Regions from separate parts of the Mus musculus genome. Here region 2 is linked to region 1. Evidence: chromatin loops called from intact Hi-C (ENCODE). Cell type or tissue: left cerebral cortex. All regions are shown on one strand. Links, peaks and the distances in the headings refer to the core of each region. The heading gives the core; the rest is flanking DNA.

What was found. Hi-C counts contacts between places; a loop is a spot of excess contacts. Peaks named below come from ENCODE experiments on the same cell type or tissue, not always from the same donor. Only the 100,000 strongest peaks of a DNase experiment are listed, where the experiment ranks them.
Region 2: a loop joins it to region 1, with 2.5 times the contacts of the local background. A loop is called at or near these places in 11 of 42 quality-filtered maps.

What each region holds. Positions count from the first base shown.
Region 1 is chr9:58,572,616-58,589,074 of GRCm38, forward strand. Nptn (neuroplastin) reads left to right here and starts at 9,625. Exons shown (of 9, transcript NM_001357751.1): 1 at 9,625-9,911. The coding sequence starts at 9,821. In left cerebral cortex, for the core only: CTCF peaks have their summits at 6,267 (motif pointing right), 8,153 (motif pointing right), 9,260 and 9,461; DNase peaks (open chromatin) are centred at 6,254, 8,343, 9,564, 10,103 and 1 more place; H3K4me3 peaks cover 2,827 bases; H3K27ac peaks cover 2,185 bases.
Region 2 is chr9:58,865,607-58,882,065 of GRCm38, forward strand. It overlaps Neo1 (neogenin), which reads right to left. Exons shown (of 28, transcript NM_001042752.1): 26 at 14,986-15,249; 27 at 12,422-12,558; 28 at 9,073-11,751. The coding sequence ends at 11,668. Among named protein-coding and RNA genes, the nearest start is that of Hcn4, 51 kb to the left of the region's middle. In left cerebral cortex, for the core only: a CTCF peak has its summit at 8,524; a DNase peak (open chromatin) is centred at 8,538.

The DNA.
Region 1 (16,459 bases), core at 4,310-12,309:
AGAATGATTTTAAAGTGGTAGCATATCCATAAAATGGTACAAATTTTATGATAAAAGAACAGCAATGGCGTGAAAAAAATTACCCTTAAATTTTAAGTATAATTGCTGAAGTTAGAAATGTCATAGAAGAATTGGCAGGTAAAGGAATTCTCTTAGAATAAATTTTAAAAAATTAAAGAGATGAGAATTATGAGATAAAAGATAAAATAGAGAACAAATTCAGAAAAATCAAACATTTCAGAAAGAAAACAAAGAACACAGAATGTCAGGATCCATCTTGAGTACTAGACATTAATTTTCAGATTAAAAGATCCCAGCAGTATTGAACAGAATAAATGAAAAGAAACGTGAAGGCTAGTCAAGCTAATTCACATTTGCATTTATTTTGTGTGCCTGTGTGTGGGCACAGGTGTGGCCCATTATGTGTGTGTGTGTGGCAGGGTGTGGGGGGACAGAGGACAACTTGCAGAATTGGGTCCTCTCCTCTCACCTCTGGGTTCTGGGGAATGAACCTAGGTTGTCGGGTGAGGCAGCAGTGCTTTTATCCTCTGAGCTATCACGCCAGACACAGAAACCTAAATCTAAAGAGGGCTGACTTCCAGGAAAGGCAGAGGACTAGAAGCTGCCTCCCTGCAGCCCAATAAAGGAGAGTTAGAATAATAATAAACATAAAAGTTTGTTCATGGTGGCTTACAACCATTCGTAACAAAATCTGATGCCATCTTCTGGAGTGTCTGAAGACAGCTACAGCGTACTTACATATAATAAATAAATAAATAAATAAATAAATATTTTTTAAAAAAAAGTTTGTTCCAGGGCTGAAGAGATGACTCGGTGGTTAAGAGCACTGACTGCTCTTCCAAAGGTCCTGAGTTCAATTCCCAGCAACCACATGGTGGCTACAACCATCTGTGATGGGATCTGATGCCCTCTTCTGGTGTGTCTGAAGACAGCTACAGTGTACTCACATACATAAAATAAATAAATAAATCTTCTTTTTTTTAAAAAAAGAAAAGAATAGCAAAGGTAATGGGATACCTGGAAAATATAGAAAAAGCAGCAGGTGATGTACCAAAAAGATGTAAACCAAGACATCCAACCACAGCCACACAAAGTAAAATAAGTGGGCCTCAGGGAAAACTGACAGGAAGTCCTGCCTCATAGAAAAAGCCCACAGTCCTCATAAAACCTTAGATCCAGGGTCTGCCCCAACAGATGGATCAGAATCCTATTTTGTCACTCAGCAGGTCCTGGAGGGCAGTGATCAGGGTCATCTTGATAGAGAGACTGTTATTTAAAATTGAGCTGGCCTCTTGTCCTGAGACTAGGAAACACCTGTAAGTTGGGGAGCCTGAACTTAACTTGCTGAAATGCCAAGCTGAAAGACAGCTATGGAAAGCAGTTGTAAAGAGAGGGAAGGCCAAGGGAATGGTCACAAGGAGCTTGGATCAATCAGTGACGTACATAAGAAATAGTGGCTATTGAGGCCAGGAAGGGATGTCATCAAGTCACAGTGAGCTTGGAGTTTGATGGTCCTAAGCCTAGGTCAGCAGGTGGATCAGCCCCTAGAGTCCCCATCTGCTGTTCCCTGCTGTAGAACCTGAAAATTCAGAAGCTGCAATGGGCTACCTGATATCCACAGCTGCATGGATCTAGCAGGTGATTGACGGTCGGGGGGTTTTGAAAGCATGGAGGAAGGTCCACTGTTATAGAGATTGCAGTGTGGCCATTGCATTCCACCCCACTCCCAACACACTCAGGCGATACCTTCAGTCAGAACACTAGCTACCTGAGTGGAAAAGACCAGGGCTGGAAGACAAGGTCAGAGAAATACCACATTCAAACATCAATAACGAAGAATGCTATAGTCACTGGTCTATAATGCCAATTAGAGATTGGATACAGGAAGATGGGGAGTTTGAAGTATCCTCAGCTATGAAGTGAGTTCTAGCTCAGCCTGGACTTCATAAGAGGTTGTCTCAAGAGAATTGAAATGAAACAAAACAAAACTAAAAAAATGGACATGACGGCTGGGCAGTGGTGGCGCACGCCTTTAATCCCAGCACTTGGGAGGCAGAGGCAGGTGGATTTCTGAGTTCGAGGCCAGCCTGGCCTACAGAGTGAGTTCCAGGACAGCCAGGGCTACACAGAGAAAGACACGACTACAACACCCAAGAACTCTGTAACACAACCAAGAGACCAAACTTAATAATCCATGAGATAGAAGGAAGAGCTGAGAGAAAGAAAAACAAAATTCCCATGGTATAGTGAATCCTTTTCATGAAATCATAGCGAAAAACAACCAAACAATGAAAACCTTCAAAATCTAGAGAATAGACACCTAAACACAAGAAGAATTTAGGGTTCCATATACATAACCAGAGAAGAACCACTCCATGACTTCTTCTTCTTTTTTTTTTTTTTTTTGGTTTTTCAAGACAGGGTTTCTCTGTGTAGCCCTGGCTGTCCTGGAACTCACTTTGTAGACCATGCTGGCCTCCAACTCAGAAATCCGCCTGCCCCTGCCTCCCAAGTGCTGGGATTAAAGGTGTGTGCCACCACTGCCCGGCTCCATGACTTCTTTTTTTTTTAAATTTTATTTATTTTTTTATCTATCTATTTATCTATCTATCTATCTATCTATCTATCTATCTATCTATCTATCTATCTATTTAATGTAAGTACACTGTAGCTGTCTTCAAACACACCAGAAGAGGGCATCAGATCTCATTTTGGGTGGTTGTGAGCCACCATGTGGTTGCTGGGATTTGAACTTCAGACCTTCGGAAGAGCAGTCGGGTGCTCTTACCCACTGAGCCATCTCACCAGCCTCCATGACTTCTTATAATCAAAATATCAAACATTCATGGCAAAAGTATTAAAAGCCATAAGGAAAAAAGTCAATTCCTATACAAAGACTGGCATATTAGAGCAATATTATTTCTCTTATTGGCAACCAAAAAGCTAAGAAAGCATGGAACAATATGTTTAAAACCCTGAAAGTAAATCTGTACCAACTGAGATTGTTATACCCAGTAAAGCTATCTTTAAAAATGGCAAAGAAATAAGGCTATTTCAAGGCAAATACAAACTAAGGCTCAGGTACCCATCCCTGTAGCTGGTCTTTACTACTTTGTGAGTTCTTCTTTCTCCCACCCTTCAGCCTATATTCACTTTTTTTCACCTTTTCAACACTCTAACACTAGAGAGGAGAAGAAAAAGGATAGAAAGTAAAGGGGATGATGTTATTATTATACGACTTCCTTCTGAGTAGGGGCATCAAGTTGCTTGAGGTAGGTTCGATCTTCACCATCAGGATATCTAATTTCTCCTCCTTCTCCTTCTCCTTCTCCTTCTCCTTCTCCTTCTCCTTCTTCTTCTTCTTCCCCTTCTTCCCCTTCCCTTTCCCCTTCTTCCCCTTCCCTCCTTCCCGTTCTTCCCCTTCCCCTCCTCCTCCTCTTCTTCTTCTTTTTCTTCTTCTTTCCTCTTTATGCATGACTACTTAACAAATGCAACCAACAACCCATACTTTCTCTCAGGGCCCTAGCATTTATATACCCTCTGAAAAGTTCCCAGAATTCCAAACATCACACAATCTCAGAAACTATCTACTGCTGGCAAAAATCACACCTCTGTTAGAGCATGAGGCAAATCATAGCTGCTGTGGACAATCTGAAACAGCCCTATATCCCACACCTGGAATTAAAATTAAAACATATTCTTATAATATTTCTGTGGCTTTAATTTTTTTCCAAGTGGTTTTTTTAAAGTTTATTTATTTATTTATTTATTTATTTATTTATTTATTATAAGTACACTGTAGCCGTCCTCAGACACTCCGGAAGAGGGAGTCAGATCTCATTACGGATGGTTGTGAGCCACCATGTGGTTGCTGGGATTTGAACTCCTGACCTTCAGAAGAGCAGTCGGGTGCTCTTACCCACTGAGCCATCTCACCAGACCATTTCTGTGATTTTAAATAGAAACTAAAATGACAAAATTGTTACTACACATCCATAACAGAAAAGGTATCTAAAGAAAAACATGTGCACCAACTTACTCTTGCTAAAAAGTATTGTGATCCCACTCAATGCCTGAGATTTGGTTCTCAGTGGCACACATCAGGCATGATGGCTTAAATCTGCAATCCCAGCAGTATCAACGACCCTGAGAAACTTGTTGTGCATGCTCAGGTCCTATTCCCAGGCTCAGGAAGCAAGGCCCAACAATCCATCTTTGAACTGTTCTCCATGTAATTCTATAGAAGTTTCAAGCAACAGGGTCTGGGACTGGGGCTGGGGCTGGAGCTACTGCTCATTGATAGGACATTTTCCTAGCATGTGTCAAGCCCTGACATAAATATTTTAGCACTGCATAAAATATTTGAAAGATAACACAAATCCATATGAACATCTATTTTCAATTTTGACTATGAATTGGAATCAATTAGAGTCTTTAAAAAACAGCTATTTATACTGGGCAGTGGTGGCGCACGCCTTTAATCCCAACACTCGGGAGGCAGAGGCAGGCGGATTTCTGAGTTCGAGGCCAGCCTGGTCTACAGAGTGAGTTCCAGGACAGCCAGGGCTACACAGAGAAACCCTGTCTCGAAAAACAAAAACAAAAACAAAAACAAAAAAGAACTTGAAACACAGATGGCTTTGAGGCACCATGTGGGTGCTGGGAACAGAATCCAAATCTTCTGCAAGAGCAGCCAAAGCTCTTAACTACCGAGCCATTTCTCCAGCCACAACTGGAGAGATTTAACATTACACTTCCCTCCAAGATTCTGATTTAATTGATAAGGTCTAGAGATGGAAACTTTTAAAAAAGACATAGATAATATTTTATTATTTATTTATTCATTTATGTGTATACATGGTATATTTGCATGTAGTGTGCATGTGCAAAAGCTAGGGGAGGATATTGATGTCCTATTCGATCACTCTCAGTCTTAGTCTCCTGAGTCAGAGCCTTGAATTGAAACTAGAGCAAGGATGGCAGCAAGAAAGTCCTAGAGATCCTCCTGTCTCTGTCACCCACAAGGTTACAGGCACACATGCATACAACATCTGGCATTTTATGTGGATGTGGGGGATTTGAACTCAGATCCTTATGTTTGTGCAGCAAGCACTCTTACCCGCTCAGCTATTGCCCCTGCCCCAGGATTGGAATTGTTTCATAGTTCTCTGGTTGTTCTAAGGTTCATCAAAGCTGGAAATGCAGAGCATTTACTCAACAGCACATTAGAGATTGCTATGTATCTACATAAACTGGGCCCCACCCCAGACGATGGAATTGAAACCTCCAGAGGCTGGGTGGTGAGCATCTCTCTTTTAGTGCTGCGTTTTATTCATGCTTCCCAGTTGGTTCTAATGTGTAGCCACAGAGAACCATTTCATTATTGTAACTTTCTCAGCTTCTCTTTACTCGCGCCTCTCCCTTGAGGGCTCAAGAGTGAGGTTTCGGGTGAGCCATTGTGGGAAGGAATTAAGCAAGTTTGAGACCTGCCACTTAGAGAGGGCATGTGAATGTCTAGTCTTGCCCCCCCCCCCATCCTACATTTCCCAGTAGTACTGGGAAACAGCGTGTTCACTCACTGCTGTTCCCTGTGTCTGTGCGTACACGCAGCATTTAGGAGCAATTTGTTCCCAAGCTAGTCTGGCTAGCCGACTACTGGAGGTTATCCAATATAAACTTTATAAGAGGGATGCTATAATTTCTATAGGCATATTCATGACTTTTATTCAATTATTTCCAAATCTGGGCAAGGATTAGCCCCTAAGATCCAACTCCAGTCATAGAGAGCATAAACCGGCTGTTAGGCTGGTCTGCTTCATCCTCATCCCTATATTAGTCAGTCATCAAAGTGGATACGGTACCCAAAGTTCTCTCTAAAAAACGAGAAGCATCCCATGCTACTGTCCAGGGAACAAACATTATTCTAACCTTAGCCGACCCTGAGTGTGGAGTTTGCCCAAGGATATTGCTTTGCTCAGATTCAAATGACGGCAGTCAAGATGAGTGGGGCAATATATATTACTGAAGGAGCTTAAAGGTGCAGAGATCTTTGTAGGATGAAGACAGGAAACCATTAGGAAGTTCAAGAGCATCTCTAGGAATCCTACAACTCTGTCGTTTTGACCAATCTTCCAAGGGCCAATTGAATACATCAAACCAAACCAAGGGAGGACTTTCCATTTGGGAATTACAGGCCTTACCACCAGGGGGTGCTACCAACACTGGAAAGAAGACCTCCAAGGGATTCGCTGGAGGCCAGGAAAGTGTTTCAGCCTGAGCTCTGAGGACCCCTAGGGCTCTTCTGGTGCATCACAAGGAGCTTAACAATCCTTGGACACATCTGCATTCGGAGTTTTCTTAGTGTATGTAAATAATAATCAGTTTGGTTTTAAGACAGGACTTTGTTCTCTGTAGCATAGGCTGATGGTCTGGATCTATATATCCTAGCCTGACCTGGAACTTGTAGTGACTCTCCTGCCTCAGCCTCCTAAGTATTGGTGTACATATAAGCTACTATGTCTGGTAAGCCGTAAAACAACAATAACCCCCAACCCTCGATTTCTAAATTCCTTTAAAGAGGTTCCCACATCAATAGGAGATTTTAGTTGTGTGTCTTAACAGCAGGAAGAAACTAATAGTACTCTTATGTCATGTGGGGACCTGCTGATGTTTTCCCTAGGTAAAAAGGGTTCTTTATAATTTAGTGCTTTGAATGGTACCACCCATAGGTAAAAGATTGCTCCTGAGTCAGCTTTTGCAATCATGATATTGTAACATTAGGGAGAGAAAATGTAGGCTGGAGTCTGAGCTGTAGTAGTGTCATGATCAACATTGAAGTGCGTGTAACACAACAGAAATTGTTCAAAATATTGCACATAAACTTATGCACTTTTTCTTCTTACAGTCTTTCAAAGCTGCAATGATCATTGTCCCTATTTGACAGATAATTTGTCAAGAGAAATTATTAGGTCACTGGGGCGAAGATGCATAGATACTAGCGATGCGGGCGGGGGTGGATTTGGATTTTATAATTTCTTATCCAGACTAGTTCAGATTGTGCTATAAGAACAACCCCGGAGGGCTGAAGAGGCAGCTCAGTTATTGAGAACATTTACTGCTCTTGCAGTGGACCCAAGTTCAGTCTCAGCACCCACATAGATGCTCACAACCATTGATAACTCCAGTTCCAGGGGTTCCAACATCCCCTTGTAGACTTTACAGGCATTACAACACACACAGAACACAAACATACATGCAAGGAACACATTCATACACATAAAATAAAAATTTCTAAAAGTAGAAAAGAGCAGACATCCTTGAGTCTCAATAGCAATATTATCAGTTCTGTGTGGGTGACAAGAGGGTTCAGCTTATTGTGCTAACTCGAGGATCCAAGTGGTCATCCCTTTCCTGTTGACATGTATTTTCACTATCATAGCCATTACTCACTATTACCAAGACCAAAGAGTCTGAAACCCTGGAAATGAATGAATGCTTCACTTGGAAAATGATGCGTGCCACTTCTCAAATTTCATTGGCTGAGACAGCCACAGGCCACTCTCAACTTAAAGAGGGCAAGGAGATGTGCTTCTAAAATAAGCCTAGAAGCAAGAGAACCCGACTGTCTGCCATCCACAGTTATGCTTGGAGATCCTGAGCAAAACCTGCCATCTCTTAGCCTCAGTTTCCCCATCTGTGAATGATACTTTTATAAGGATTTCTCGTTGCGAGTGTAAATACGTAGGTTTGTTAGGACACAGCTTTTCTTCTGTGAACATACCCCAGAGATAGAGCCCCAGCCCTTGCTGCAAAGCACAGTCTATAGCAGATAGCAGATAGTTGTCTAGTTCCTGGGAAAGCTGGAGAGTTCTGGAGAGTTTGTGATGGTTTCTTTCTTTCTTCCTTCCTTTCTTTCTTTCTTTTTTTTTTTTTTTCGGTTTTTTGAGACAGGGTTTCTCTGTTTAGCCCTGGCTGTCCTGGAACTCACTTTGTAGACCAGGTTGGCCTCGAACTCAGAAATCCAACTGCCTCTGCCTCCTCCTTTTTTTTTTTTTTTTTTTTTTTTTTAAGATTTATTTATTTATTATATGTAAGTACACTGTAGCTGTCTTCAAACACTCCAGAAGAGGGCGCCAGATCTCGTTATGGATGGTTGTGAGCCACCATGTGGTTGCTGGGATTTGAACTCCAGACCTTCGGAAGAGCAGTCGGGTGCTCTTACCCACTGAAGCCATCTCACCAGCCCCCCTCTGCCTCCTCTTTACTCCAGATTCTCTAACCCTTTGAATATAGTCAGGTCAGCAGGCCAGTTTACCCTTTCTCACTTGTAAGCCACAGAGACACCCGAGGATGTCTGTTGTGACTCATAGATGAGCTAAGCCACAGAAAACACTCCTTTGCTAACCACAAGTGCTGAGGGTGGTTCAGGGAAAACAAACAAGCCAACTCCCCCAAATCTGTGTTTGTGTTCGAGAGCCTGTGTGCCCGCACTGGGAGGCCAGAAGTTGCCTTCGGGTATCTCCCTTAACTATTCTTTTTCTTTCTTTCTTTCTTTCTTTTTTTTTTTTTTTTGGAGAATACTCAGTTTTTGAGGTAGGGTCCCTCACTGAGCCTAGACCTCATCGATCGGCTAGGCAGACTAGTTAGCAAACCAGAGAGCTCTTCTCTTCTCCAGACTCAGATTACAGCGTTGGCTCTGGTGGCCATCCTTTTCTGTTTTATGCTGGGGAAACTCAGGTCTTCACGTTTGTGTATCAAGCATTTTTAAGGACTATGACATCTCCCCAGTACTCTCTCACCGCAAAAGAAGGCATTTCTCAACTTTCTATGCAACATGGCTAAACTCCTTTTTGATTGCCCCTTTCCTGTGGGTCATCTCTGATACACCAGGCTGAACAGTGAACTGAGTGGAAACTATTTTCTTACGGGTTTCCTCTACCAAAGGTTCTGCCTATTACTGGACACACTGTGACTTCCTTGTAGAATTGGATCTGTAGCCCTGCACAGGCTAGCTCTTCAGGCCCTCAGAGCTTGTGAAGCTAAAATAAGGCCAAAGAGGGGTGGGGAGGGCACAGGTAGGGAGGAAAAGGAGGACACTTGAAGGCTGAGGGAACAGATGTCCGTGCAAGGAAGCACAGCGATCGTTAACACTGCCTGGAAGGGAAAAAAAAATCCACGAGGCAGAGAGGTTGTGGCCAGATACCTCTAGGGGTCTCTGGTCAAAGTCCAGAAGGAAAAGCAGGGTTTTGATAAGGGGTACTAATAGGAAGCTCAAAAGCAGGGTCTAGGGTATCCATTTCTGAAGCTTCGAGCAGTAACGCATGAAAGGCAGGATGGGTGGGGGGAGCATTGTTTTCTCAATGCTTCCTCTAATTTCTGAGCGCTAGGATCCCATAGAAGTGAGAACTGTACTCCGCCGTCTTCCCCCGTGGGAGAAGGAGCGGGTGGAGTCCCCGCCTCGCCCCGTCACGTGGCCAAAAGCGCCCTTCGCACGTGACCGCCCTTGTGCTTGGCCAATCAGCCTCTGCAGGGGCGGGGACTTGGGGAGGGGGGGGAAGAGGGCCTCTTCTCGCGAGCCTTGCCGCCGGTGCTCCTGGCCCGCCCACGGCCGCCAGCGGAGGTCTCGCGAGGCTTGGACGCTGCGGCGGTAGGAGGAGGACAGGGAAGGACGGAGCTCGGCCGCGGCTGCCTCCCTCGTTCACTCCCTCGCGCGCGCGCTCGCCCGCCCCCTCCCTCCCTCCCCTCCCTTTCCCCGGCCCCGGCCCCGGCCCATTCGCTGCGCGCTCTCCGGCTAGGGAGGATGTCGGGCTCGTCGCTCCCCGGCGCCCTGGCCCTCTCGCTCTTGCTGGTCTCTGGCTCGCTCCTTCCAGGGCCAGGCGCTGCTCAGAACGGTAAGCCGAGGGGCCGGGGGCGGGTCGGGCGGGGGCGCCCGGCTCTGGCAACCAGAGGGGCCGGGCCCAGGCCTGAGGGGGATGCCGGAGCCGGCAGCGGGCGACCCGGCTGAGGCGAGGAGGTGCTTCGCGGAGAGGTGGAGGCGTCGCTTTGGTGCGAGCCCGGGGCTCTGTAGACAGGTCCGCGGCGTAGGGCTCATCGCGCACCGGGAGCTGGAGTAGCGGGGGCGGCTCTGGAGAAAGCGGCGGGAGACAGGCGTTCGAGTTCGAGCTGGCGGAGGGGTGGTGTCGGCGAGAGAACCGGGCTCCGCGGGCGCTGACACCCGGGATTCTACTGGGGCCCTGGAACCCGGGTGACATTCTGCAAAATGGGAGGAGGGGGGAAGCTGGGGTCAAAAGGATCCCGTAGAATACCTAGAGGCAGCAGACTGCTTGAGTCTCTCAAGGAGAGGGGTTAGTGAGCGATTCGGGAAACCTTGGATTTGGGGGTAGAGGGAAGGTGGGTGGAAAGATGGAGTGGGTTGACTGCAGTAGGGGGACCTGGAGAAGAGAAGCAGCAGTGTCTCCAAACGAGCTGGGGGAAGAGGATTGGGTTTTGCCAAGGAGGGTGGAGTGCTGGGCATTCTAGGGTAGCGGTTGGGAAAGCAAAAGGGAGTTTCTAAATAAGGAGAGGAAAATGAGCAGAGGATGCGGGGAAAGCTTTAAAACCGAGGTAGAAGAAATATCAGGGAAGTAAAGGGTGCCTGGGTATAGTGGTGGGAGTGGGGGAAGACGGAAAAATAAGGGAAGAGAGTAAAATGCAGGAAGTCGGGGGTGTAATGTTGCTTTGTAGCGCGGCGGATACATTAGGGAGGGGACGAGTTGTGGCAAATGCTTTATGATGCTAGTTCGGCCTTTGGGGAGGGCTGGGACACAGCCACATCTGCAGTGGTGGGATTGAGGGCAATGAGAGATGGTGGCAGGGGAGATGGAGGAAGTGGGCTTTTAGAACTGAAAGTTTCAAGATTGCAAAGATGTTATTTCTGAGGAATATGAATGTGGTCTCTGGGTTGGGTTTAAGGTACAGTGGAAGTGAGAATTGGGTTGCGAACTGAAGCTCTTTAGAGAAGATGGTGAAAGATAATAGGCTTGGGGAGCTAAACATGACAGATTCTGTTGGAATTGTCACAGTCCGTTGTTGAACCGCACATTCAGATACAAACCTAAAGGGATAATGAACCTAATTCAGCTATTGTGGAAACAACTATTAGGAGGTTTAAAGATTTCTATTTTAAACATGAAAAAAATTAATGAGAAGTTGGTTAGGGATAGGGAGCCATACATTAGTCATTAGTTTTAATCTCTGAATTTCTTCGTTGTTATGCTAAAACAATTTGAAGTGGCTTTCATTAAAACAAAAATCAGTCAGAGCCAGTGGAGTTGAGTATTTTGAAGACAAACTGAGCTTAAAATGCTAGCGGATACAGTAATAATGTATCACATTTAGTATTGGAAAAAAAGTCACTTTATCAAATATTCCCTTTACAAGGGAATTTTATGCCCCATGGCTTTATTACTTCATGAGCCAGAAAGGAAACATTTGTTTCTTACATTGAATATCCTAAGGATATGGACACTTCCACCCCCTTTTCCTTCAAGTATGAAGCTGTAGAAGGGAAAGGGTAAAGTTAGCCTGATTTGCTCCCTCTATGCTTGGTATCTATGTATATAAATATGTGTTATTTATCATAGATGTGATAACAATGTGAGTTTAATTCTGATTTCAGTTATTTGTGGAAATAACAGTTTCATTTTGCACTATAGATGAGAGATTCTTGATCTTAGATACTTAATCTCTGCTGGCATAAGTTATTTCTGATGATTTATAATATGGTAAATTGTAGTTTCTTAGCAACTAAGGCAAGGTTTTTGGATAGGCCTACAAAGACTCATCTGCTCTTAGTGATAATATGTTCTAAATACAGCATAGTACAGCCTTTCCCTTGAAATGAGCTTGGATTTAGTCACATGACAGGGCTAGTAAAGTGACTATGAACCCATAGTTGAGCTAAATGAATGTAAATTGAATTCATGAAAGAAATGGTTACTTCCCAGTTTATATGGTTAAGGATGCCATTTTAAAGCTTTCTGTAACGTGCCTCAGTGATATTTAAGGTTTCTGTTGATTGTAGTCCTGTAATAGTCTCATTTTGTGTCCTCAAGTGTTTTTACTTTTTTAAACAGTGAAATGAGATACCATGTTATATACCACATAGTATTTAACTATTAGACATACTGATAATAAAAATAATGCTTTGGAAAATCAGTTGTAGAGTCACTGTTTCTGGATTGAAAATGTGGCAGTTTAGATTAGGCATGTAGAAGTTTTTGAAAAAGCTTCTGTTTTTGTTATTCCTTAAGTGAAGAATTTGGTATAGATGGCCAGCAGCATTTCTTTTTAATTCCAAAAGGAATACGATCCATTACCATAGGAATTCAAGTACATTTTACTTTTCATATAAATATTCAGACTTGTAAGGTCACAGTTTCATATAAAACATAAAAATTTTAAGGTATTCAAAGGTTTTAGGTTAAAATTGAACATTAAACCAAGCTCATGATCTAGAGCACAGGCTTTGGACACAGATAGAACTGGTATTTTGTTTTGTGTGTGTGTGTGTGTGTGTGTGTGTGTGTGTGTATAGAGAGTGGTGGGAGGGAGAGAAAGGTGAGAGAGAGAGTGTGTGTGTGTAGATACTAGGGCTCCAACCTTTGTACATACTAGGCAAGCATGGGACCATTGAGCTTTGTCTTCCCAAGGATTGGGTTTGAATTCTAATTCTCTACAGCTAAGTGACCTTGAGTAAGGCAGGCCTTAGTTTGATCTGTGAAATGGGGATTACAGTTAGTCCCATAGGGATGATGTAAGGATTAAATGAGGTAATGAGTCTAGTTGGATTTCATTTTGATACTATTGCAAGTCTTAGTGTTAGCCATAACTATTATTAAAAAGTAGCATGATTGCTTTTCTTCTTATGTGTATTAAGCATTTATTAAAGCTTCTGTCATCATGAATACAAGTTAATAATAGGTCATTTGAAGGTCCCTTACAGAGATTTGTGCCAACCATTTTGCTGCAATTGAAATTCTGGTGAGGAAGTTTATATTCTGTTTGATTGTCTGGGAGATTTCATGGTATTCTTTTCTCCTGACCATGCCTGCAAATGAGTACATTTTCATAAGGGTCAGGTGTAGCCTTTTTATAGAATACCGTTGTTGTAAGAGAAGTAGAATGTAGTACCTGGAAGATGAGGTTTACAGGTGTTAGCTGAACGAATGAATGTGGGATGGAATGTGAAAATGTAGTATGTTCTTCTGAGACTTATTACATTAGATAATTAATACTGTAGGGGCAAGTAGAGAATCTAATGAGTTTTATTGTTAACAGCTGAATTTGAAGAAACCATTTTGCTTAGGTGATTCTTAGCTGTGAACATTATGCTTACAACAGTGCTAGTATCTGCACTAGGTGGTTTATGAGTCTTTTTGTCAAGTGCTGTTAAGTTGTTTGGCAGTTTGCTTTAGACTATCTTTCTACTTAGAGAACTGAAATAAGTATCAGAAAGATAAAATCTTATGAGTGATAGCCGTGGCATCACATGTATGACAAAATGTCAAGCAACAGATTTAAACATAGTTAAAATATTATTTGACTAGAATAAAGAACCTACCTTTGAATAAATAAAGTTTTTCCTAAGGAGACTGTACGTCTTTAATCTCTTTGCACATATTTGTCAGGGGTCTAGTAGGAAAGGTCATCTAACTACAATAGAGCCTATTTCTTGGCTCGTCTTCTAGTTATTGAGTCCATGTTGAGAGACAGGTTTGAGTGTGTGTGTGTGTGTGCGTGTGCGTGTGCGTGCGTATGTAAACACAGAGCTTAACCTATGAGTATGCCAAAGTTTTAACAGAAAATGATGTGCTCCACAGTTAATTTACTTGCCACAAATTAAGATCTGATTTCATTGTAGATCTGATTTCCTGTGAAATCTTGAAAAATTAGACTTACAAGAAATTTTTTGCTTTTTCAATATGGTTTTGCTGTAAAACATTTCCTTGTAGGCTCTAAGGCAGCGGTTTGTGGGCTGCGACCGAAACAACCCTTTCCCCAGGGGAGTCACATATTGGATATCCTGCATATCAGATAGTTATGTTGTGATTCATAATAGTAGTAAAATTACAGTTATCAAGTAGCAACAAAAATAAGCTATGGTTAGGGGTCAGCACAGCATGAGGGCCTGTATTAAAGGGCCACAGCATTAGGAAGGCTGAGAGCAATGCCTCGAAGGTAACATGCTACTGTACTATTGTTTTAATTTCATTACACATAGTTCTTTTTAGTGCTGAGATTAAATTTAGGGCTTCTCAGATGTTAGGCAAGTGTTCTAACTCTTGATCTTAATTTAAAAATTTCTTACACTTATTTACCTGTGTGTATGTGTTTCTGTGCATCTGTGAGTAGGGGTTCATTTCTTGGTACACCTGTGCAAGTGTTGTCTTCTACCATGTAGATTTTGGGGATTGAAGTCAGGTTGTCAGGCCTGGTGATTTGGTGGCAAAGATGACCACCTGTGACTTACAAAGGTGCTCTGTGAGTTTGTATGTTTTTAATTAAAATGTTCGCCGGGCGTGGTGGCGCACACCTTTAATCCTGGCACTTGGGAGGCAGAGGCCAGCCTGGTCTCCGAAGTGAGTTCCAGGACAGCCAGGGCTACATAGAGAGACCCTGTCTCGAAAAAAACCCCAAAAAAACAAAATAAAATGTTCTTTGGAATTCAGATCTATGAGAATGTTTGTTTTTTCCTTTGTTTTATTTTTATTTTATATTTTATGTTTTTGAGAAGGTTTTTGCTGAGCAGCTCCTTTCCTTGAACTTAGATCCTCAAACTTTACCCTCCTGAATGCTAGGAAGTATAAAGATTTTTTTTTTATGCTTTTGGAAAGAGAAGGGGTGCTGTTATCTGTTAAAATGAAGTATATGAGCAAATGAGTGACTGTTGAATACCATACAGAAGGTATTCGGTGAAATTTTGATAGTTTGCTAATAAAATTACAAAGAGAAGCTTTAGAAAAATGGATTTTGTGAAATAATTTCTGTTGTTTAACTCATCCTGTCCTTTTTTTGTCATCGTTGTTGTTGTTTTTTGAGACAGGGTTTCTCTGTATAGCCCTGGCTGTCCTGAAACTCACTTTGTAGACCAGGCTGGCCTGGAACTCAGAAATCCGCCTGCCTCTGCCTTCTGAGTCCTGGGATCAAAGGCGTGCGACACCACAGCCGGCAACTCATCCTGTCTTAACTCGTTGTGTACAACAAGAGCACAATCCGGACAGGATCAAATATAAAGAATGAGGTTTTGAGAGGAAGGGAAAGCCAGAAGGTTGTAGTAGGATAAGGAGAAAAGCTGGATGTTTGAATAAGGAATGCATGGATCTTCATTTGAGAAACATCTGGAGGAGCCGAAGCTGCTAGAAGGAATAGTAGGATGGGGCAAGAGAAATGACTTTCAGTGGTTAAGAACGCATACTGTTCTTCCAGAGCATGAATGTAGCTCCCAGCTGCTTTTGACTCCAGCTTTGGTTTCCATGGGTACTTGTACTTGTGTGCACATACACATGTAGACACATAATAAAAAATAATAAGAGTAAATCTTTAAAAAATTGTAGAGACTTTTAAATAAATTGGCACATCAAAACTGCAAAAGTGGTGCAAAAGAGCACTTCCTGTGAACAACTTGACTTTGATAATGACTGTGAACAAAAACATTTTACATAAATGGTCAAATGACATTAATAATGTAGAGTTTAATTTTAACCTAGGATAATACATTTTAAAACACAGTTGTGAGGCCTTCGAAGACTTTTTTTAATCTTTTTTTTTAATTTATTTTATGTATATGAGTACACTGTAGCTATCAGAAGAGGACATCAGAGCAGGGCAGTGGTGGCGCACGCCTTTGATCCTAGTACTTGAGAGGCAGAGGCAGGTGGATTTCTGAGTTCGAGGCCAGCCTGGTCTATAGAGTGAGTTCCAGAACAGCCAGGGCTACACAGAGATACCCTGTCTTGAAAAACAAAAAACAAACAAACAAAAAAAGAGGGCATCGGATCCCATTACAGATGGTTGTGAGCCACCATGTAGTTGCTGAGAATTGAACTCAGGACCTCTAGAAGAGCAGTCAGTGCTCTTAACCACTGAGCCATCTCTCTAGCCCACACCAACTGTTTTAATCACATTCAAGTGTTTCCTCTTATTCTAAAAATAATTAAGCTTAAAATACTTGTCAGTATCTTAAGACCTTTCCTGGTAGAATGCTGACTAGGCCCAGCGCAGGAGTTGGTTAATGTTGCTTCTCTTTTCCTTCCCTGGCGTATTTTTAGATGGGTGGGTTTGATCATATCTTAGCTGTCTTCCAGTTCTAAAAATGACTTCGTTATTAGACCCAGTGTAGGTTCTACCTCCAATGGGTCTGTATAAGCTTCTGTTTTTATAAGTTTTTAGAAACCTACTT
Region 2 (16,459 bases), core at 4,484-12,483, 290 kb after region 1:
CCTGCAACCTCCCCCACCCCCCGCCCTGACCCTGTTGATTTTATTTCTTTAATTCTCTTTCTCTTGAAGGTGGAATATTTCAGGTAGGCAGAAGACACATTCCATATGAAGATATTAACAACACTAGCCTCTTACCACTCACCTAGTTTAAGAAACAGAACATAAAGAACACCTTTGAAGGCATCTTCTCTGTGGTTGTCGGTGGCTGTGCTTCTCCAGGCAGAATCACATATCTGAGAGCTACCATCCATTCCCTTTTACAGAAATAAGGTCTGTATTTGGTATAATGTATTTGGTTGTGTACCCAGGGTGAGGAGTTGAATTAGAAGTAGCTGCTTGGAGAGGTGAAGGATTTTGTTGTCAACATTGCTCAGAATGTCTGTATGTTGGTTAGTTTTGTTACTGTTTTAAATTTCTCTACAATAAGGATCTACAGGTTTGAGGATATCACTCAGTTGGCAGAGTACTTGCCTATAATGTATAAATCTCTGGGTTCCACCCCCAGCACTGCGTAAGACCAGGCATGGTGGCACATGCCTATAACCCCAGTACTCAGGAGGTGGAGGCAGAGGGGCTAGGGGTCAAGGGCAGCCATAGAGCCAGCTTAAGGCCAGCCTGGACAGAGTAAGCCCTGTTACAGCAACAAGAAGTGTCTTTTTATTGCCTGTGGTGGGGTGGGCCACACTCCTCTAAGCTCTGTAGTTCACTGAATTCTTGGTTTTAAAACAGTTGTTAAACGAATTTGCCATTGTGTTGTACATTTATTTGTACATCACTGTGGGGTGCTGTGGTCTCTTCTTTGTTTCACCTGTGTAGGGCTCCAGTCTGGAGATGGGAAAGGCAAGTCAGGTTCTCACGCTTGCAAACACCGCTGTTCCAAAAGCTCCCAGTTGCGAGGTTCCTGCTGAACTGTCTCTAGGCTCCATATCCAGTAGTGGAGCAGTTACTGACAAATTAATCTTCTTTTTATGAGACAATGCCAACTTGTTTAAGTAGTTCAAACAACTTACACTCCCACCTGCAGGGTATGAGTTATTCTTGCTCCACATTCTTGCCAATAACGCGGGAGTCATCAGGCTTCTTCCTCTCCCAGCCTAGTGCTAATAATTGTGTTTTAATGAGCAAAACTCTAATTACTAGTAACACTGGGTCTCTGTTCATATACTAATTTGCCATATACTTTGTTCATATACTAATTTGTGTTTTTACTTCTGAGAAACAGGAATTTACGAGTTTTGTTCTATTTTCTATTGTCATTTGTCTTTTTGTTGATTTGTAGGACTTTTACACATATTAGGAAAACACAATAAATTTTTATTAACTATGTGTCACAAATATCCCCTTTCTATGTGTGATTGGTATCATGTGCTCTCTCTCCCTCCTTCCCCCTCCATCTCCTTTTCTTCCCTCCTCCTTTCCTCCCTCTCCTCTTATCTGTTTTGATAAGCGGATGATTTCTATATTAAAATGAAGTTTACATTTGTTAATATATTTCAAATTCTAGAAATTTCCCTAGTGCCTTCTTTGCCTAAGACATCTCTCCTACTCTGATCTTCTTCAGTCACTTTCTTTCATACTCCATTGCCATAGGGCCACAACATAACTACAAAAGAGGTTGTATATGTAGACTAGGGACCTGGAATACTTGCCAGTTGTCAGTTTTTATCAGTGTGGTGATGAAATAATCAACTAAAAGCAACATCAGGGAGGAAGGGCTTGTTTGCCTCACACTTCCGGGTTACAGTCCATTACTACAGGGAAGTCAAGGCAGGGACTTGAAGTCAAGTGTCACACCCACAGTCAAGAGTGGAGAGAGAACAGACACGTGGGTCTTGATTTACTGCTTAATCTCAGCGCATTTTCTCCCTTCATACTGCTCAGGACTCCCTGTTCAGGGATCGGCCCCACCCATGATGCCCTGCATCTTCCAACATTAGTTAACAGTCAAGGCAATCTCCCAAGAACACGAGCACAGAACAGCCCAATCTGTGTAATTTTCCATTGCGATTCTTCCCAGGTGGTTCCGGTCGCCTGTGTCAAGCTGATAGTTAACACTCACTAGTACACCAGCTTTGAACATCTTGGCCAGTTCTTTTAATATGGTTTTATAATGGTCTTCATCGGGTTTTACAGTTCACTGGATTTGTTTCTAGCTGCTCATGGTTTTGTTACTATTGCTAACTTTATCGATGCTTCCTATTGAGGTATAATTCATATGCAGCAAAATTCATCCATTTTAAGTGTGGAGACAATGAGGTCTTACAACCACCTCAACACTTAGAGTCAGAACATTTCCACGACCCCCTCCCACCCGCTTCAGTTCCTTCCTCTTACTTGGTTCCCAGCAGCCTGCTATTGTAGCCCTCATGTTCCGCTGCTTCTGAGATTTCATGTAAGTGGACTCAGAAGCACTTAGTCCACACCTGCCTGATGTACTTCCCTTAGCCCAGTACTTTTGAGCTCTGCCCATGGGATGCTGTGCTGAGTTTCCTTGTATGGCTTGGTCAGGATTTGTTTATTCATCGATGAACAACTGGGCTGTTTTCATTGTTGCCTATTAAGAATAAAGTTAGTATGAATATCTCTGTTCAAGACATATGAGTGTGGATTTTTAAAACACTTAAGTTGGCAAATACAAATTATCATACGCAACATAATGCATTGAAATATGTACTTAGTGAACTGGCTAAATTGAGCTAATGGGCATGTATTACTTCATATGTCATATTTTTTTGTGGTGAGAACACTTAAAAACTTATTCTTCTAATTGTTTCAAAATGAATATAAGTTTTTGTTGATTATAAATACCCAGCAATGATTCTCCTGAGTCATATGATTAATATATTTGTAATTTCATTTTCCAAAGTGGAAGGGCTGCTTGCATTTCTATCAGCAATTATCCGAGCTTCCTAGTCACTTCATTTCCTTACGCTTGCAATCAGCTGCCATGTATGTATCAGCTCCAGAGGTATGCCATGTAAACTCTGCTTTCAGTTTGCATTTTCACAAGGACTAAAGATGCTGTGTGTCATTTTCGGCATCTGTTTTCCACCCATATATGCTCTGTGGTAACAAATGCTTATTCAAAGGTTTACACAATTGTCTCTCACAAGCCCTCCATTTCCTTATGGTTGAATTATAACTAAAATATTCAACATATAAGTACTTGATAAAATAGTTGTTTGGGAATTATTTTCCATAAGTTTGTGGTCTACCTTTTTATTTTCTTATTTATGTCTGTCAAAGGTCAAATATTTTAATTTTGCTGATGACCAACTTGCCCATTTTTTAGCGATTTGTGTTTTCTGACCAGATAACTAAAATGACACAGTAGAAAATATCTGGGGAGTGGAAAAGTCAGAATCAGTGATGAAATTATTTTAAAAAGCAAGATATAGAGAAACCAAATAGGAATATGCCAGATGTAACTTCTATCATATCAGTAAATGCATTGCATGTAAATAGACTAAACATTCAAATTAAAGGCAAATGACTTACAGAGAGGATAAAAAACCCATGATCTAGCTGTATGCTGTCTACAAGAGACAGATATGTATTATCCTCAAATATATCACTAAGTTGAAAAGAAAAAATGTGTAAGATATACCAGGTAAAACAACAGCCAGTAGAAGACCAGAGTGTCACTCTAATACTGAAGACACTTTAAGGCAGAATTATTGCCAAAGACAAAGGATATTTTATGAAAATGGGTAACCAATAAAAAATATAACATTTATAAAAATACATACCCCTCAAATGCATGAAGTAAACCTGGAAGAAGCAGACAGGCCAACAGTAATAACTGTCAGCCAGCACTCCACTTTCCGTATGGGATAGAGCAGATGAACTGAAGATGCATGAGCACTGATTTAAAGCCAGATGTGGACGTGCCCAACTGCATCCCAGCACTGGGAGCCAGATGTGGACGTGCCCAACTGCATCCCAGCACTGGGAGCCAGATGTGGACGTGCCCAACTGCATCCCAGCACTGGGAGCCAGATGTGGACGTGCCCAACTGCATCCCAGCACTGGGAGCCAGATGTGGACGTGCCCAACTGTATCCCAGCACCTGAGGACAAAAGCAGGAGGAGTAGAGGTTTAAGGACAGCCTGAACTATATGAGAGCCTGTCTTCAAATAACAAAAAGCAAGTAGAATACCTGGACAACTTAGACCAACTATACCTAAAGGTGTCTCTGAACACTTCCTCCAACAGTACCCTGACATACATATGGAACATTCTCCAGACAGACCACAGGTCTGAATAGATTTAATAGAGATGAAATCATATAAAGTATATTCTATGATCAGAAGAGAATGACTCTCTCTCTCCCCCTTCCTTCTCCCCCCACTACCCCCTCCCCTCCTCTCTCTCTCTCTCTCTCTCTCTCTCTCTCTCTCTCACACACACACACACACACACACACACATACACACACACACACACACACAGAGGCAGACACCCTGCCAAACATGGGATGCAGCAAAAACAACGGTAAGAGAAATTTACCATTCTCTGTTCCTTCATTAGAGTTATTCCTTACTCTCTTTAGAAAACTCATTTAGAAGCATTTCTGTTGTAACTAGTTACCTGCTCTTTGTTTTCTTGTTAGATCTGGCCCAAGCAAGCAGTATTGAGGGAAGCTGTTCCTTTCTTGAGTGGAATTGCACCATTCTCTCCACCAGCTTCATGACCCCCAAGCTTCTGCGCAGGGCTGGAAATGGTGTCCTTTGCCAAACTGTTGCTCAGGTTTCCATGCTGGGTGGTGATTTCTGTTGTGAAGGATCTGTGCCCTCCTCTAGGCTGGGAACAAGTCAGCAACATATGTCTAACTTGTGCTGCGTACTCAGGCACCACAGGCTCCAGAAGTATCTGGAAACTGTATAATTTCTCTAATTTTGGGATAGGAAAACTCATTCTGATAGACTGGAAATATTCCTTTCTTCGTAATACCTGCCCATCCCACATTCTCTCTGGCTTCAGTTCCAGCCAGCTTCCCTTCTGTTAGTCCAGACTGTTCATAATCAGTTTCTTCTAACCTACCATCTCCCAAGGAACTTCATCTATAGGAGCCTGCTCTCATCATTTTCCTTCAAGAATCCCAGCTTTTCTTTTCCTTTCAGAAAGCTGTAAACCACTCAGAATTCTCAGCAAGACCTTTGTGTGTCTCTGTGTGTGCTGGTGTGAGTCCAGGAGCACAGAGGCTGGAGAACTCCAGGCATTGGGTCTCGACTTTCACCTTGTTAGGTAGGGTCTCTGTTGTTTGTTGTTGTGTATGCCTGGCTAGCTGCACCATGGTTTTCAGGAAATCTCCCGTCTCTCTCTTGCATCCCTCTCTCTACCTATCTGTCTCTATCTCATAGAAGTGCTGTAGTTACAAACCTGTGCCACTCTGGATAGCTTTCTGTGGATTCTGGAGATTTGAACTTGGGTCCCTGCGCTTGACTCACAAGCCATCTCCCCATCCCAAGACCTGTTTTTGAGTTTATGAAAGGTACCCACATTATCCTTAACTCACTAGGCTGAGCCCCAACCTGCAGCATCTGCTCTGCCACATGCAGTTCAAGTGGTTCCAGCCTTGTGCCCTTTGGATAGCACCAGCTCACTCTACCCAGCGAAGGTACCCAGCCAGTCCTGTGCACGTGCCTCAGCCTCTGTACTGGCCTGTTGGAGTTCTGGCATTTATCCCAGTGACAGGAGTCTGAGCCGGACACGGATGCCTCAGAGTTGTCTTCTTTCAGACATCCATGTGAAGTGGGCAGCCTTGCAACACCTCTATCTGCCCATACGGGTTCTCTCCTGACATCTCAGACTCGGTGGACATGCCTCTTCCGAACAAGCCTTCCTAACGACGTGCTCCTGTGCAGGAAGAGCTTTATCAAATTCCCTCAGCGCTGGGTCAGGATGCATTAGCTCTCAGACTTCAGGTCTTATCTTTCTCACAAGAGAAACTCATTTACTAAAACCCTACAGTGCATTAGGCACTAAGGTGGAGAATCCAAATACATATAGTTCTTTCCTTAAGAAAGTTCTTATGTATTGGAAGAAACATTAAAAAAAAAAAAAGATCAGGGATCTAGTTAGATTGGGTCTAAAATACACATATTCTGACAGAGCCAGTTCTGAGGTGAAGGGGAGAGGGAGAGAGAAAGCAGAAACAGTACAGAGGCCACACACAACACATATTATGCAGAGGCAGTCTGCTCTGTTGCCAGGCCAAGTAGGGAAAGGGAAAGGGGAAGGGAAAGGGAAGGGAATGGGAAGGTGGGTCATGCTGAACTGTTGTGCAGGAGACTGCATGATGTTGAGCAAGGGAGACAGAACTTAACTTAAAAAAAGATACTGGCCTGTTGTAAATGGTCATCACCAGATTCCATGTGAGACTAGACTGATTAACAGACAAGGAAGTGGCACTCTGGGGGCACATTTGAGAGGTAGAGCTGAGAACTAGCTGAGCAACGAGTTAAAGTGTATGGTGCAGAGAGCATAAAGTGGTTCCCACATTCCCATCTGGGAGAGCATAGAGGTGTTCATAGCGGGGGCAAGCATCTAGCAACCAGGTGACAGGAGTCTGCTCCAGGACCCTGAGAACGTGTACAATGGGGCCCAGGACCTCTTAGGATTTGGACACTGCTGCCTATGGCCCAACTGTAGTGAAAGTCTTGCACCTCTCCTTGATACCATGGATTTCTTAGCTTCAGACTCTTAAGGTCTTGCTTCCAGAGAGCCCACCCACATTAGGCCAAGCTTTTGATGCTCGTCTCCTTGTCTAGAGGCTCTGCTCTGTTTGGGCAGTGCCTTGTGCCCAGAGCAGCTGTCACTGCAGACTTTGGAAGAGACCTACTTCATACAAGGTTAGACAGCATTAGGACACGCTGCAGAGCCACTCACTTTAAGAAGCTCTTTTGGATGCCTCAAGCCATTTTCTCTTGATTTCCCCTTGGGAACACTTCTCCCACTCTCTTATTTTTTTTTAAAACATATTTCTATTTTTAAAAAAGATTTATTTATTTATTTTATGTATATGAGTACACCATTGCTCTTTTCTGACACCAGAAGGCGGCATCAGATCCCATTACAGATGGTTGTGAGCTACCATGTGGTTGCTGGGAATTCTGGAAGAACAGTTGGTGTTCTTAACCATTGAGCCATCTCTCCAGCCCCTACCCCAATCTTCTTAAAGGTACAACTTTCCAGGCCCACCCTACTCATAATTAAGGAAATTTCAAATTACCCTTTCTCTGAAATGCAGCAACTGCTCAGCTCTTATCTTTGGGTAAAGGACATCTTAACATCAACAACAAACACTAAGCTTAGGGGTTATGGTAAGTTTAAATAGTGTATTATTCCAATATTACATAGCACAAGGAGTCTAAAGTATTATTTATATTCCTGTTGACTTTAACTGTTGACTTGATATGGCCTAGAGTCATCTGAGAGGAGAGCTTCCACGGAGGAGTAACTACCTCGATCAGAGTGGCCAGTGGGCAGGTCTATGGCAGACTGCTATATTAACTGATGTAGGAAGGCCCAGGTAACTGCACATGGTACCATCTGTAGGTCCGTGGTCCTGAACTGTGTAAGTAAAAAGCTGAGTGTAAGCTGGCCTGTGAGGTAGCCAACAAGAGGCATCTTTCATCTCTCTTTACTCCTCTGGAGGCGAAGTGATTCCTTGCTTGGAGATAATGCTGTGATCCACCAAGTAGAGCAGCTTAGACTTCTCTCGTGGACTGTGACAGGAATTGTAAGCCCAATACATCCTTCTCTTCCCTAAGCTGCCTTTTGTCCGTTTTTATTACAGCAGAATGAACTAGAGTACTTCCCTTCAATTAATCTCTCATACATCTTCCCCCAGTACCCTAAGATTTCTTTTCATTGGCAGCCAGAAACCCAAGGTCACTAGCATAGCACTTGCTGGAATCTTTTGTGTGGCCAGGGGTGGCTCCTCTTAGCTCCTGCTTATTCACATGGCCTTAGCTAACCATTTGGTGGCTTATTTGATGCTCTCTAGTCTTTCCAGACGGTGCTACCTACCCCTGGCAGGAGGGAGGAGATGACTGACTGGGGCCAGAGGAGGTTTTCTTTCCCTGCAGAGCTTTGTCCATGTTGTTCAACTTGGAGCCAGTCTTGAGGTAAATTTCCTTTTAGTTCTCAGAACCAAGGTAGTAGTTGTGGCATGAGCATGATTTCTAAGGACTCTGCGAGGCAGGCAGCTCTCTTTCAAGTGTACTTCAGGACTCCAAAGGGGCCCAGGTATCATAACTCTAAGGACCAACCAATCAACTTGAGGTGTCTGCAAGGTAGGGAGGGGCTAATGGAAGAAGCCTCCTAGTAGGCCCTAGACCTTATCTTTAGGGCTATCTGTCCACTCATCCAAGAGGCAGGCATCTGCTACCGTCAGTCAGAAACTGCGTATACCTGGAGGCAGTCAGAGAGCAACATGAAAAGAAATTCTTGTCTGTATTGAGACCACATGCCTGTAGAACGACTTACAGAGCCATCATTGGAAAGTGTGCCAACAGTGCCACCTAGGGATGCAGAGGGGATAGCTCGGATGATCGATGTGGCCGGAAAGGGATCCAATCTCAAGAGCAGCTTTTCCAGGCTGCAGTAGCAGTGTATCTGGTACCTATTTGTCTGTCTGGATGCTGAGGTAAGGGCAGGCAAGCATTCCTGGAGCTTTGGAGACTCGGACTATCCTGAGGACAATCGAGCACCACTAACAGGGATGGTGGGCTCTATCCAGGTTTCTAAGTACAGGCTGTCAGCAGAGCAGATGGACACAAGGACGGAGGGACACTGCACTCTTGATCTAGCACTAGCTCTGTCACAGGCTAAGAGATGGAAGGGGGCCTGTGGCTGCAGAGGTCATCACTATTCTAGGCATGGGAAACCGAAAGATCTTAACAGTGGAGCTCAGCCTCTCCAGCATAGGAGAGCCACCTCAGCACGATGCTGTGCAACTCAGGGTGGTTCTGTGCTAGGCGCCATTTGCCACTCCTTGGGCTTCCCCACCCCCTCCTTCCTTCCCCTAGAGGTAACAGTGGGATATGGACAGGAAGAAGACACATCTTTGGGGCTGGCAGTCAGACATTTCTTTTATTACCTCTGCCCAGATTGCCATTCTAAATCCTGCTTTATAGCAGTGAGAGCCACAGAGAAGTCATCGGAAGCTGGAAGTAGGAGCCCCTGAACTTTTAAGGGAAAGAACTTTTTGACCAGACCAGTTTGATTGGATTAAAAAAGTGTATTGGACTTCCAATACAAAATAAAAACATGAAATTGTTTTTAAAAAGCCATAGAGTTTTACAGCATCAACTACAGAAAAGGCCAAACAAGTGTGTACAGAACTCAGTCCCAGCAGCCCTTCGGACCCCTCAAGCAGGTAGCGAGGCGACATACACGTTTGCTCCACACCCACTGGAAGGAAGCTGCTAGGCCCCAGCTCAACTAGGACACGACAAGACACACAATGGTTTAGTTTCCAGAGTCACAGGAAAATATAAGACATATTAAATTGTGAAATGGTGTAATACAGAATAGCTTTGCATTTTCTGAATTTAAAAAATTTCCCCAACTTTTAAGTTACTTTATTTAAAAATACATCCCTTCCCGCCCCATGGAAATTCTGTGGCAGTATCCAGGTACCAAGGCCCTGAGGTAACACAAGTGCTGGGGTTCATGGGAAGGAGTGCTCTAATTACATAGCATGCTCTGTGGGCAAAGGCTAGACAGTTTCTGAGGAATCTAGCCTCCAGGAGGCCAGAACGCTCTGACAGCTTTTTGTAGAACAGTCAAAGCACACCGGGTGTCCCAGAACCCTGCCTGGTGCCGTCATGTGACCAGCTAGAAGAGCAACAGGAGTTAGATCATTGCATTTTCATATCCCCCGCCCGCAATCATACAAAGAGCTCATCTTGTTGAAAGTAAAAAAAGGGTTAAGACCTCAAAGGGGTAAAATCACCCATGTTCAAGGACAGGTAGGCTAGGCTAGCCACTGGTGGTCTGAGTAGTCTCACTGGCTAAGGAGCCCAAGCCCGACTGACTTTCTATACTGTCTTCCAGGGATCTATTGGAGAACATGAGGCCTGAGGGTTAGTCTTATACTTTTCATTATACATTAACAACAACAACAAAGCCAACCAAATACACACCTCAGCTTACCTCTTTAACACTCTGCAACGTCTTCTGCGTGTGGCTGAACCCTCAGCACACCTGGAATCTCCTGCTGCCTCATTCTAACTGGGGTTTGGCTGAGCTGCTGGGATAGATGAAGGCACCTGCTTCTGCTGACCCTCTTTCCACTATCTCTGTCCTCTGCTCCTTGAAGAAACATGTGGGGAAGCGTCATGGGTGCCACCCCATCTTGGCTCTCACCCTGGTTGATGTTTTTCAGGAGAGCCTCTGCAATGCCACGAGAGCTGCCTGGCTGAGGACTGGTGCCCAGAGAAGCAGGCATCCTATTTGGAATAGGAAACCAAGATCCTGCCTTAGATTTTAACCTTCCAGAGAGAACCAATACTAGCAACACAAAGGGAGTCTCCACCCTGTGCTTTGTAGCTTCTCAGAGCACAGTCAGGCTCTGGTTCTACTTGGCATCTCTCAAGCAATTAAACATACATTGATAGAGACCTCAGTGTGGACACTCCAAAGAGGAAATGACCAAGATACCAGGGCAGCTAAATCACCAAAGTCATCCACTGTACAAGAATTTATAACCAGATCCAAACAAAACTCCAGTTGCTATGCAGTGACACGAAGATGGAAATGCCAGGAAAGGACACTAAAGATGCTGCTTTCATTCTCGGCAGGCTTCTGGAACAAAGTACATTGACAGAAACATTCACAGGGCCTCAGCAGCCCCTCCATTTCCTATTCCCAATCCCCAATCCCACCCCAATACTGAATCTGCACAGAAAGCAACAAACAAGTCTTTTCAATGTTACATTTCATTCAAATAGATCTGTAATCTCACAGTGATGAGAGGAGAAAGTCAGGCCTTTAATAATTATAATAAAAAAATAATAAAAAAGCTTACAAACAGCAATGCAACATGTCCTCCCCTCAAAGTGATGGATTAACAGCTGGCAGAGGATGCAATGTCTCAGAATTAAGAATAAAAATGAAACCCACAACAAGCCAATGCCTGTCAGTGGTGTCAAACAACCTCACTGTTGATGACTTTCCGTAAGTAACTGGAACCACAGTCAAGTGTCAACTGCTTGAGAGAACATCACAGACTCCCTTGGCTTCTGATAGTGTTTTAAGGTAAAATAAAATAGGACACAAAATTGTACATAAATGCCAATGTCTACACTCCATAAAAGTGATGCAGTTGCAGCACAAAGACACAAGCCACTGACCACAAAGCAAAAGGCAGGTCGTACTTCTTGCCTCTTCCCTGGACACAAAATTTTGGCCCATAGTGCCCAGTCCTGCAGGCTCTCAGCAGGCAAAGGGAAGCTGCCTCCACACAAGTGTAATCCAGGCTGACCAGGAGAAGGCAGGTGGCTGTGCCTGGAGCCAACCCCACATGGAGGCACTGGCTGGTTTGCTGGCTCCTGCTCTCAAGTGCTGTCCTCTCGTACTCTGTACAATTCCTTGTTTTCAAGGTTAAGTTCCGAGACTTGTAGACTCAGGCTTGGAGTCATGTCCAGGCGAAGGTCATCAGGCTGTTGTGATGGCATTTAGGTCCTTCATTAGTCCTTCCAGGTGGGCCATCTCTTTGGTCAGCTCATCTGGTTCATAGCTCTACAGAAGGAAGAACACCATTACTGGGAATGATCTGAAGAGCTGTCCAGAGCTCCAAGTAGCCTGGCCAAAACTGCCCTGGGACGCTGGCCTACAGAAACCAGGTGGACTCCATAAAAACAGAAGCAGCGGACATACTCAAGGCCATTAATAAAGACAGCATTTCTTCACAATACACAATGCCTTTCTCCTGACTTACACATACTCCTCAGCTCACAATGACCTCACAAGGCAGAGAGGCTCTGTTGCTTCCTCTTCTAGATCTCTGTCAGAGCAATATAATGTGTGTACCCAGCATCTCTGGGCTTAAGCTTTCTCTTTAGAGAACCCAGTATCTGGAAATGCAGACATTGAATACTGGAATTTGAAAACAATCTTAGGCACCTTCTCTTCCAGGAACAGAAATGAGAGGAAGGATATATATATATAACTTTGATGGGATGATAAAGCACTGTAAGACTTATCAGAGTAGGTCTGATATCAAACCAAACCCATAGTACATTCCCACAGGATATGGGGATGCTCCAAGGACACCTGTTTGATGAGTGATTAAATCTGCTTTATATCTATGGTGGCAAAGACCTCAGTGTACACAAATGTACAATCAGCTAATAGCATGCAAGCAACTCCCTAGGACATCCTGGCCAAGCCGAGGGCCCCAGGAACTTACACTCTCGGAGTCTTCCAGCATCCTGGTGGTCTCCTGTACTTCAGGGGCACTCGGAACAACCACTGGCATAGGAGGCCGGCTCCTTCCTAACGTCCCGATGGAGGCTGTTTTCACTGAGTGAATGTGATGGTTCAGAGCTGAGGGGCAAAGGGCATTGTTAGGTTGTGGCTAAGGTTGATCCCTTAGACCTCAGCAGTCCACCAGGGGTGGAAGCTGTTTCAATGTGAGGGATGCTTGTAGGCTCAGACAGGGATCTGCTCTGAAAAGTTATCAGAGCAAGATGGAAGGAAGAAGGCAAGAGGGCAACCACGAGGCCAGAGAAACACTCCACTGCCTTTAGAAAACTAGTATTTTCTCCCAATGGTTCTCAAAGTATGGTGAGCCACAGACTACTCATAAATACCTGGGAGTAAAAGCTCATTCATTGTGACACTTAAGGAACACATGCCTTTTTTTTACTAGGTTTTATTTGTATTGAGGGTACACAGCAACATGGGCAAGACTGTTAGGAGCCTTAGCAATGAAGACAGCAGCAATAAGCTGTGAACTTAACTAGGGTCATGCTTTTATATTTTAACAAGCTAGTATATTACCCTTAATGAAGCAATAAGAAATTGTTTTATTAAATCTTAACTCTCAAAATTACATGTGTTTAACAAAATGCAAATGTTTCTGCTATATACCACACACAGAACCATCTTCAAGAAGGGGACCGTGATAGACTCACTTGCCAGTTGAGGTTTTATCATGTAACAACAAAACTTTTAATTCAAAGATGATTGACACATGGGTCATTCAGACATTTATTTTCCTCCTTCCTTCCTTCCTTCCTTCCTTCCTAGCTTTATTTATTATTATGTCTAAGTACACTGTAGCTGTCTTCAGACACACCAGAAGAGGGCACTGGATCTCATTACAAATGGTTGTGAGCCACCATGTGGTTGCTGGGATTTGAACTCAGGACCTTTGGAGGAACAGTCAGTGCTCTTAACCACTGAGCCATCTCTCTAGCCCCAGATATTTTCTAGAAATAGAAAGAATGAGCTATGAACTTAAGGAAAATATGACAGATACTGCCAATATTAAAATCAAAGTTTTTGTGAAAATTACCATTTTGAAAGACTTGTTTCTGTTATCTGACTGTGAAAGCTTCTTACAATGAATGTGTGAATATTTGGAGGATTTTTAAAAGTTATTGAACCAATATCTTCCAAATGTCCAACGTGTGTTTTAGTGTTACACATCCAAAGCGCAAGCTAAATCTAATGCAACCTAGTGGACCAGACTGTGCAGAGTCCGCAGACAGACAGAGATGCTGCACTATAAATCAGTCTTGGAGAAGCTACAACTTGTTGAATTTTTCCATTGTATCAAAAAGAATACCCAGACTAGGCTCGGTGGCATGTATCGGAAATCCCAACAATGAGACGGAAGGACTAAGAACTCTAGACCGGTGTGGGCAGTACAGAAGCCCCCTTTTTCCAAAAACGAAAGCTCCTAAATATCTAAAAGGTTATGAAAGTACACTGCCATTTGCCAAGTATGTATCTGTGAGGGCAGAGTTTTAACAACCAAAACAACTTATTACAGTAGACTGAGTGTGGGACACTTACAAGGTAAGAGAAACTTAGTGATAACTGTTCACCAAAAAAATAATGTGCTAATTATCTTTTAAATTAATTAAAATTTAAAAAACTTTCTTGTATTAATTACTAATATGATAAGTACTGACATACTCCATACACAGAAACAAGATTGTTTTGGGATTTTAGATTAGTCCATCCATTCTCAGCCTTGGCAGTGGTCCTGATCCGTGTGTCTTTAGACTAGCACTGATTGCTGAAGAGGCTTTGAGAGACTGAAAAAATTTGAGAACCACAGACTTATTCTGAAACAAACCATAATAAGCAGTGGCCAGAGTCCCTTGCTGAGCTGTGAAGTACAGCAAATGAGTGCTCACTATCTTGAGACTCCTGGTTTTCAGACCTGGCCTCCCTGGCCCTTGTTTAGCCTGAAGAGTCTTTTAGAGTGAGGTGATTCCAGGGGCCTAGATGGACCAGCTCTGTTGTCCAAACCTATGTCACTGGATTTTAATACCAGGGATCCCACACAGAAATCACAGTTCAAAAGTTCAGCCCCTGCTCACCACTACATTATGCTATGGCTTGTATGTTTTCCCCACAAAGGGGACAATGACACAGAGCTTCTCTAAGTTGCTATGAAAACTTTGGAGGATATTGCTTTTTCTTTAAAAAGTAAAGGGGAGGGGCAAGTGGTGGTAGCACACACCTTTAATCCTAGCACTCAGGAGGCTGACTAGTCTACAGAGCAAATTCCAAGACAGACAGGTCTACACAGAGAAACTCAGTTTAAAAAAAGAGAGAGAAGTAGGAGCAGGAGGAGGAAAAAGAAGAGGAAAGAAGGAGGAAGAAGAAAGAAGAAAAGAAAAAAGGAAAGAAAAAAGGGATGTGAGAGTGGTATCGGAGGGTGAGTGGTAAAGACCTCTATCCCAAAGCTGGGTCGAAGCCAGCGGCCCCTCGGTCGATGCTGCTCCTCTCACTCACCTTGCTGGGACAGTAATGGTGTGCTTGGCAGTGCAGGATCATAGAGAGGAGGTCCTGGGGGTGGGATTGCTGGCACAGCGAAGCTCTTCAGAGGGTGGGAAGGGCGGACATGGGCTGTGGGAAGACTCTGGCCTGAGTCTTCCTCTTGGGAGCTGGCCAAGTAAGAGGAGCTAGTAGCACCCTCAGGGTCCTGATGGTCAGTGCAGCACGTCTGAGACGAGGACGCTGGCATGGTGTCCGTGCTGGGGGTATTTCGAACAGATTCTATAGCAGGAAAGCTTAAATGTTAGTATTTCTTTACCATTAAAATATGCAGTTGTGGCTACTTCCAGGGGTTCCCTAAGCCTGTTCAATAAGCACTTTAGCAGATCAGTTCTAAGTCCAGAGACACACGGATCAGGACGACAGCCAAGGCTAAGAATGGATGGGCTAATCTAAGAATCTATAAACAATCTTGTTTCAACCGACAGTTTCAATTTTTTTCTCTAGTTACATACTTAGGTAGTTGTAAGTTCATAGATTTAAAATACTTACTATGGAGTCTTTATGAAGGTTCTGAAGACTAGTATATACAATTTTTCAAATTTCACTCACTGATTGGTAGTCTTAGAAACTGACCATTCACAGACAACCATGTCTAGTAATACAGGCTGGATAATACCCACCAGAAATTGGCTCTGTCAGCAAGGCTTGTGCAGGTGAGGCCAATGCTCAGGTACTAGATGGCCATCACCAATGTGAATGGCTTTGACCTCATGACAATAAAGCCTCACATAGTCTAGGGGTCTGTATACAGCTGAAGACTGTGTCAAATGAATGCTGTTTTTATCCAGAGGCACAGGGAAGGGTTAGCCTGGAGAACAAGGCAAGTTTCAGAAAATACATCTTCTGAGGGCAGCACAGTGGGGCTGGAAAAGCACACTGGAGTTAGCCAGTCCTATATTTTACTTTGATAATACTAGATGAGTGAATCTGGCAAAGTCACTAGATCTCTGAGCCTTTAATTTCTTCATCTATAAAACATGGAGACACACATAATTCATTATGTATAAAGTATATATGTATGTATGTATATATACATATATATGAATGTGTATGTATATGTATATATATACATGTACATACACATATGAATGAAGAGCTTGAACATAGTCCCTGTACAACAGAGAGGTTCTCTTTGTAGACACTGGGTACTTATTCTATGCTAAGCATTTTACATTTATTTCTCAGAGTAACTCAGGAAGCACTGGGAGGGTAAATAAGCAAGTCGCCCACAGACAGGCACCGAGTTTGAATCCCTGCACTGATTCCCAGGCTCAGGTTCTGAAGCCCCACAGATTTCCTGCCTTTCTGCACCTGATGCTTGTCTCCCCCTGCAAAGCAGAAGCAGCAATGTCAGAGACTGAGAAAGATTTTCATACAGTGTGAACAGGAGAGACCTGTTCTCACCCAGAAAGGAGACACGGAAAGCAGC